Linked DNA regions of Homo sapiens: region 2 is linked to region 1. Evidence: chromatin loops called from intact Hi-C (ENCODE). Cell type or tissue: B cell. All regions are shown on one strand. Links, peaks and the distances in the headings refer to the core of each region. The heading gives the core; the rest is flanking DNA. Region 1 overlaps LOC124905979 (a long non-coding RNA gene). Region 2 overlaps TRIM54 (tripartite motif containing 54).

Evidence for each region. A loop is a pair of places that touch in the nucleus more often than their neighbours do. Peaks named below come from ENCODE experiments on the same cell type or tissue, not always from the same donor. Only the 100,000 strongest peaks of a DNase experiment are listed, where the experiment ranks them.
Region 2: it touches region 1 in a loop (21-fold over the local background); 13 of 110 quality-filtered maps call a loop at or near these places.

What each region holds. Positions count from the first base shown.
Region 1 is chr2:26,960,684-26,963,594 of GRCh38, reverse strand. The region is part of intron 1 of LOC124905979 (a long non-coding RNA gene); the gene reads left to right. Among named protein-coding and RNA genes, the nearest start is that of MAPRE3, 8.5 kb to the left of the region's middle. In B cell, for the core only: CTCF peaks have their summits at 1,515 and 1,717 (motif pointing left); a DNase peak (open chromatin) is centred at 1,694; H3K27me3 peaks cover 299 bases.
Region 2 is chr2:27,302,183-27,305,093 of GRCh38, reverse strand. TRIM54 (tripartite motif containing 54) reads right to left here. Exons shown (of 9, transcript NM_187841.3): 4 at 40-135. Among named protein-coding and RNA genes, the nearest start is that of UCN, 4.8 kb to the left of the region's middle. In B cell, for the core only: CTCF peaks have their summits at 1,259 and 1,464; a DNase peak (open chromatin) is centred at 1,493; H3K4me3 peaks cover 411 bases; H3K27ac peaks cover 480 bases; H3K27me3 peaks cover 387 bases.

The DNA.
Region 1 (2,911 bases), core at 191-2,690:
CCATCTCAGCTCACTGCAACCTCCGCCTCCTAGCTTCAAGCGATTCTCCTGCCTCAGCCTCCTTAGTAGCTGGGATTACAGGCGCATGCCACCATGCCCGGCTTTTTTGTATTTTTACAAAAATAGTAGAGACGGGGTTTCACCATGTTAGTCAGGCTGGTCTCGAACTCCTGGCTTCAGGTGATCTGCCCTCCTTGGCCTCTCAAAGTGCGGGATTACAGGCGTGAGCCACCGTGCCTGGCCTGGTAGTTATTTTATAAAACTAGCATATATTCAGATCCTATGGCAGCCAGGCATGAGATACATACAATTTCTTATAACCTCCTTGGTCACCTTCTGAGGTTAGTATTATTCCTTCCTTTTTTTATTTTTTGAGATGGAGTCTTGCTCTGTTGCCCAGGCTAGAGTGCAGTGGTGCGATCTCGGCTCACTGCAACCTCTGCCTCCTGGGTTCAAGCTATTCTCCTGCCTCAAACTCCCGAGTAGCTGGGATTACAGGCGCCCACCACCACACCCGGCTAATTTTTGTATTTTTTTGTAGAGAAGAGGTTTCACCATATTGGCCAGGCTGGTCTTGAACACCTGACCTCAGGTGATCCACCTGCCTCGGCCTCCCAAAGTGCTGGGATTACAGGTGTGAGCCACCACGCCCAGCCAGAGGTTGGTATTATTCTTATTTCCACACATAAACAACAGAGGCCCAGAGAGGTTAATAACTTACCTAAGATAACACAGCTAGTGAACATCAGAAGTGGAGCTTGAACTTAAAGTCAACACCAAAATCCAGACTTCTTCCACTATCCCATGCTTCCTACATTTTCTTGTGTGTCAACATGTCTTTTTTCAAACTCACCTCTAAATGCAGGAGCTACACTTGCTTCCTGTTGTCATGTCTCACACATGCCTGGTAGATGTTCTATAAGCATGGATTAGACAGAAGGTGGAGAACTCCTGTAAATAAACCTAAACTAGAATTGCCACATAAAGACAAGACACTTTAGTTAAATTTGAATTTCAAAAAAACAAAAAATAATTTTTAGCATAAGTATGACACAGACATTATTCGGACATAAACTAAAAAATTATTTTTTATCTGAAATTTACATTTAACTGGGCATTCTGTTTTTTTTGTTTTGTTTTGTTTTTTTTTTATGGGATGGAATCTTGCTCAGTCGCCCAGGCTGGAGTGCAGTGGCACGATCTCGGCTCACTGCAAGCTCCGCCTCCCGGGTTCACGCCATTCTCCTGCCTCAGTCTCCCGAGTAGCTGGGACTACAGGCGCCCGCCACCACGCCCAGCTAATTTTTTGTATTTTTAGTAGAGACGGGGTTTCACCGTGTTAGCCAGGATGGTCTCCATCTCCTGACCTTGTGATCCGCCCGCCTCGGCCTCCCAAAGTGCTGGGATTACAGGCGTGAGCCACCGCGCCTGGCCCGGCATTCTGTGTTTGTATTTGCTGTATCTGGCAACCTTATCCTAAATTCTGAGATTGGTCTTGAAAGGGACAGCTTCCTCCAGGGAGCTCCAGACGGGAGAAGGCTGCTATGGCCACTCACTCGCACTCGAGGCAGAGGAGCCTGAGCTGCTCTGGGGGCAGGGATTGGGGCCTGGTAACCTGGACACACCTGCCATTCCTTCAGCTTTATCTGTTCACATCGTAAGCCAAAGCAGCGACCACTGATGAGCTGAAAGCGCCATCTGGAGGCCTTTACAGGTAGTACAGTGGCCACGGGCCATCCCACAAGATCCAGGACTTGGGGAGCAGAGAAATGCCAAACCAGACAGAGACCACGCAGAAGAGGAAGCCAGCCTGGAGGTGGCCAGGGGCAGGGGAAGATGGATCTTCCTGGCATTTTCGGTTTTCAGCAGCTGCTGCTCTGGCCGCCTGGGGGTGAAGTCACTCTCCACAGGAGGTTACTGGCTAGGGCTTCACGTTCCTGGAATCCTCTGCCTCTCCAGCTGTTCCCAGCTCTTCCCCAGGCTGGAATTCATGGCCTTAGGAGAAGCACCATAACCTGGGTTGGCTGAGGGTATTAGGGCTCATGCTTGAGGGTAGTTTTAAAAATCTTCACCCTCCGTCCTCAGAGGCTCATCAGTCATGATTATCTTCCAAGACAGAACAGTCTTTAATCCCATGGGCCAATAGTTACAGGGAATTTCAGCCCCACTCCAACCTTAAATCAGTAACACATACGTGTATAGCAAAGTACTTAGCATACAGTAGGCGTTTAATAAGCATTACTTCCCTTTTCCCTCTGGATTGAATGCCTCTCCTCCTCACCTCCATCTCATCTTCCCAGGCTCTTTGTATGTGATATGAAAGGCTACCCTTAGCATCTCCTTCTTCCTCAGTCTGGGGGCACAGGCACTGAGGACAGTCGCTCCTGGTGAACTGACCTCCCAAGCGGGCATGGCCTGCCACATCCCCAATCCTTTCGGAGCAGCAGAAGGCCAGATTCTCAGCATCTCTGTCAGCTCAGGGTTCAGATCCCGGGTCTGACTGTGGAGAGATGAACAGAAAGGCTGTGGCAGGTAATCCAGAAAAACAAAACGATGAAATAAATTTAAGGGACGCAACAATGAGTGTGGAAGGGAGGCAAAAAAGATTGAGAGGTTGGGAAGTAGACGTCTGGAGGGAAGATGTGTCCAAGACAGTTAATCCCCAAAGTCGCTCCTTTCACTCACTCTCAGGAAACTCACCTCACAGCCCCCGAAACGCCTTGCTCTGTGGGGGAAGAGGCTGTCTGAGGGCCGGGGAGGATCCCAGGCTCTTGGAGAACCCAGGCAAGGGCAGCAGTTCTGCTTGCTGCTCAGCGAGGGCCTGCGTCGGTCACCTAACAGGCTGGCTGGGATTCTTGACTGTCCTGGATGTAACGCGCTACGGAGGGAAGGTGCCCCAGCTGCTCTCCGG
Region 2 (2,911 bases), core at 147-2,646, 340 kb before region 1:
GCCAGTTGCTGTTCCTCCCTCCCTCCAGCCCAGGCTCACCTCGATAGTCTGGCACACCTCCTCCATCTGTGTGATCACTGCTTGCACGCGGTCATTGCCTGCCACCAGCATCGCGATGCCATCGCTGAGCTCACTCTGATACACACACAGGTCAGCACTCAGAGCTGGGACCTGGCCTAGAGCTACACCCCTCACCCCAGCCAGGGTTGCCTAGGAGAGGGCTGGCCCTTCCACCTCACCCCCCATAAGGGCATCTACAGCAATCTAGAAGGCTTGAACCATCAAGAGGTACGGAAGCACATTCTAGTGATTCTGGAAGGAGGTGGAGAGAAGCCCTCCACCACTAAGTGGGGAAGGAACAGACAGTCTCCAAACATCCACCAGATACCAGACACTGGGCTAGATACTTTATCTGTAGATTCATTTCTTGCATCGATTCTGAGAAAGTCTTCAAGATTATCCATTGGCATAATATTGCCTCTTCTCTATTCTCTTTATCCTCTCATTCTGGGAATCTGATTAGACCTGTTAGACCTTCTCACTCTCAGCCTTCTCATCATCTCCCAGAACTGCACGTTCTGTTTTTCTTTCAGTCCTCTCATACTGGTCACTAGTTCTGTTTTCAGACAAATCTATCATTCAATTCATTCGTTGATTTTTTTTTAAATTTTTTTTGAGACGGAGTCTTGCTCTGTCACCCAGGCTGGTCTCGAACACCAGGCCTTGTCCTCCTGCCTCAGCCTCCCTAGTCACTGGGTTTACAGGTTCCAGCCACCATGCCCAGCCATCTGTTGAATGTTTTATATCTATCTATCTATATATATATATATATCTGTATATCTATATCTATCTATCTATCTATCTATCTATATATATATATTTGAGACAAGGTCTCACTCTGTCACCAAGGCTGGAGTGCAGTGGCTCGATCTCAGTTCACTGCAGCCTCGACCTTCCAGGCTCAGGTGATCCTCCCACCTCAGCCTCCCAGGTAGCTGGGACTACAGGCGCATGACACCACGTCCGGCTAATTTTTTATATTTTTTTGTAGACGGGGTTTCAACATTTCCCCAGGTTGGTCTCCAACTCCTGGACTCAAGTGATCCTCCCACCTCAGCCTCCCAAAGTGTCGGGATTACCGGCGTGAGCCACCACACCCAGCTACATGGTTGGTTTTTGATATTCTATTATTGTTTGGTTTTTAAAATTTTTCATCTTTTTTTAAAAAGCATTTGATTTATAGTGACTTCCAATTATTTAATAATTCCAATATCTCAGTTGCTTTTGTGGGGGGTCCTAAATCTGTATTTTTTGTTTCTGCTGACTTCACTCATGGATTACGTTTCTCTGTGCACCTTCAATTGTGATCTAATATTTTATTGATATTAATTAATCTAGGGAATACCTACGGGCCTAAATTGTGCATATTTTCCTCTAGGCAGTATTTGCATTTGCCTCTGTTGAAAGCCAGGTGGCGCAATTTACTGCTTTAGCTCCTAGGATCCTAGTTTAACCTACGGTCTCCGGAAACTTTTTTTTTTTTTTAGACGGAGTCTCTCCCTGTTGCCCAGGCTGGAGTGCAATGACGTGATCTCAGCTCACTGCAACCTCCGCCTCCTGGGTTCAAGCGATTCTCCTGCCTCAGCTTCCCGAGTAGCTGGGATTACAGGGCCTGCAACCACGCCCGGCTAATTTTTTGTATCTTTAGTAGAGACGGGATTTCACCATGTTGGCCAGGTCTCAAACTCCTGACCTAGTGATCCGCCCGCCTCGGCCTCCCAAAGTGTTGAGATTACAGGCGTGAGCCACTGCGCCCAGCCGGGTCTCTGGAATCTTAGCTGCAGGTACCCCTCCTTTTAGGGGTTTGGAGGAATAGTCTGGTCTCTCTAGCTCAGTGACATTGCCAGCACTGGTCCTCTGCGAAATGCTGCCTTTTCTGTGCTTGCCACTCAGGGTTCTGCTTTCAGCTCCGCCTTTTCTCTTCGCCCCTCCCCACCCCCACTGATTTCCTTTGCTTCTATGTACCAAGCAATATAATTTGAAAATTCTGTTTTACACAGAATCTAGTTGTGTGATAGAGAGGACCCTGCAAGTATCTCACCCACCATACTGAAGTCTCTGCTTTCATCCATTATCGAATTTTATCCTTATAGCTACTTTCACAAGTAGGCATTTTCACCCTAATTTTACACATGAGGAAAGTGAGGGCCACAAAGGTCCAGTAACATACCTAGGTGACACACCAAGTCAAGCACAGAGCTAGGACTTTGACTCCAATCTGCTTGACTTTTATTTTATTTTCGAGACAGAGTTTCACTCTTTTTGCCCAGGCTGGAGTGCAATGGCGCAATCTCAGCTCACTGTAACCTCCGCCTCTGGAGTTCAAGTGATTCTCCTGCCTCAGCCTCCCGAGTAGCTGGGATTACAGGCGACTGCCACCATGCCCAGCTAATTTTGTATTTTTAGTAGAGAAAGGGTTTCACCATGTTGGCCAGGCTGGTTTGGAACTCCTGACCTTAAGTGATCCGTTCACCTTGGCCTCCCAAAGTGCTGGGATTACAGGCATGAGCCACCACGCCTGGCTTAATCTGCTTGATTTTATTTTTATTTACTTATTTTATTTTAGGTATTATTATTATTATTATTTTTAGACGGAGTCTCGCTCTGTCGCCCAGGCTGGAGTGCAGCGGCCCGATCTTGGCTCACTGCAAGCTCTGCCTCCCAGGTAAACAATTCTGCCTCAGCCTCCCGAGTAGCTGGGACTACAGGCGCCTGCCACCACGCCCGGCTAAGTTTTTTGTATTTTTAGTAGAAATGGGGTTTCACCGTGTTAGCCAGGATGGTCCCGATCTCCTGACCTCGTGATCCACCCACTTTGGCCTCCCAAAGTACTGGGATTACAGGCGTGAGC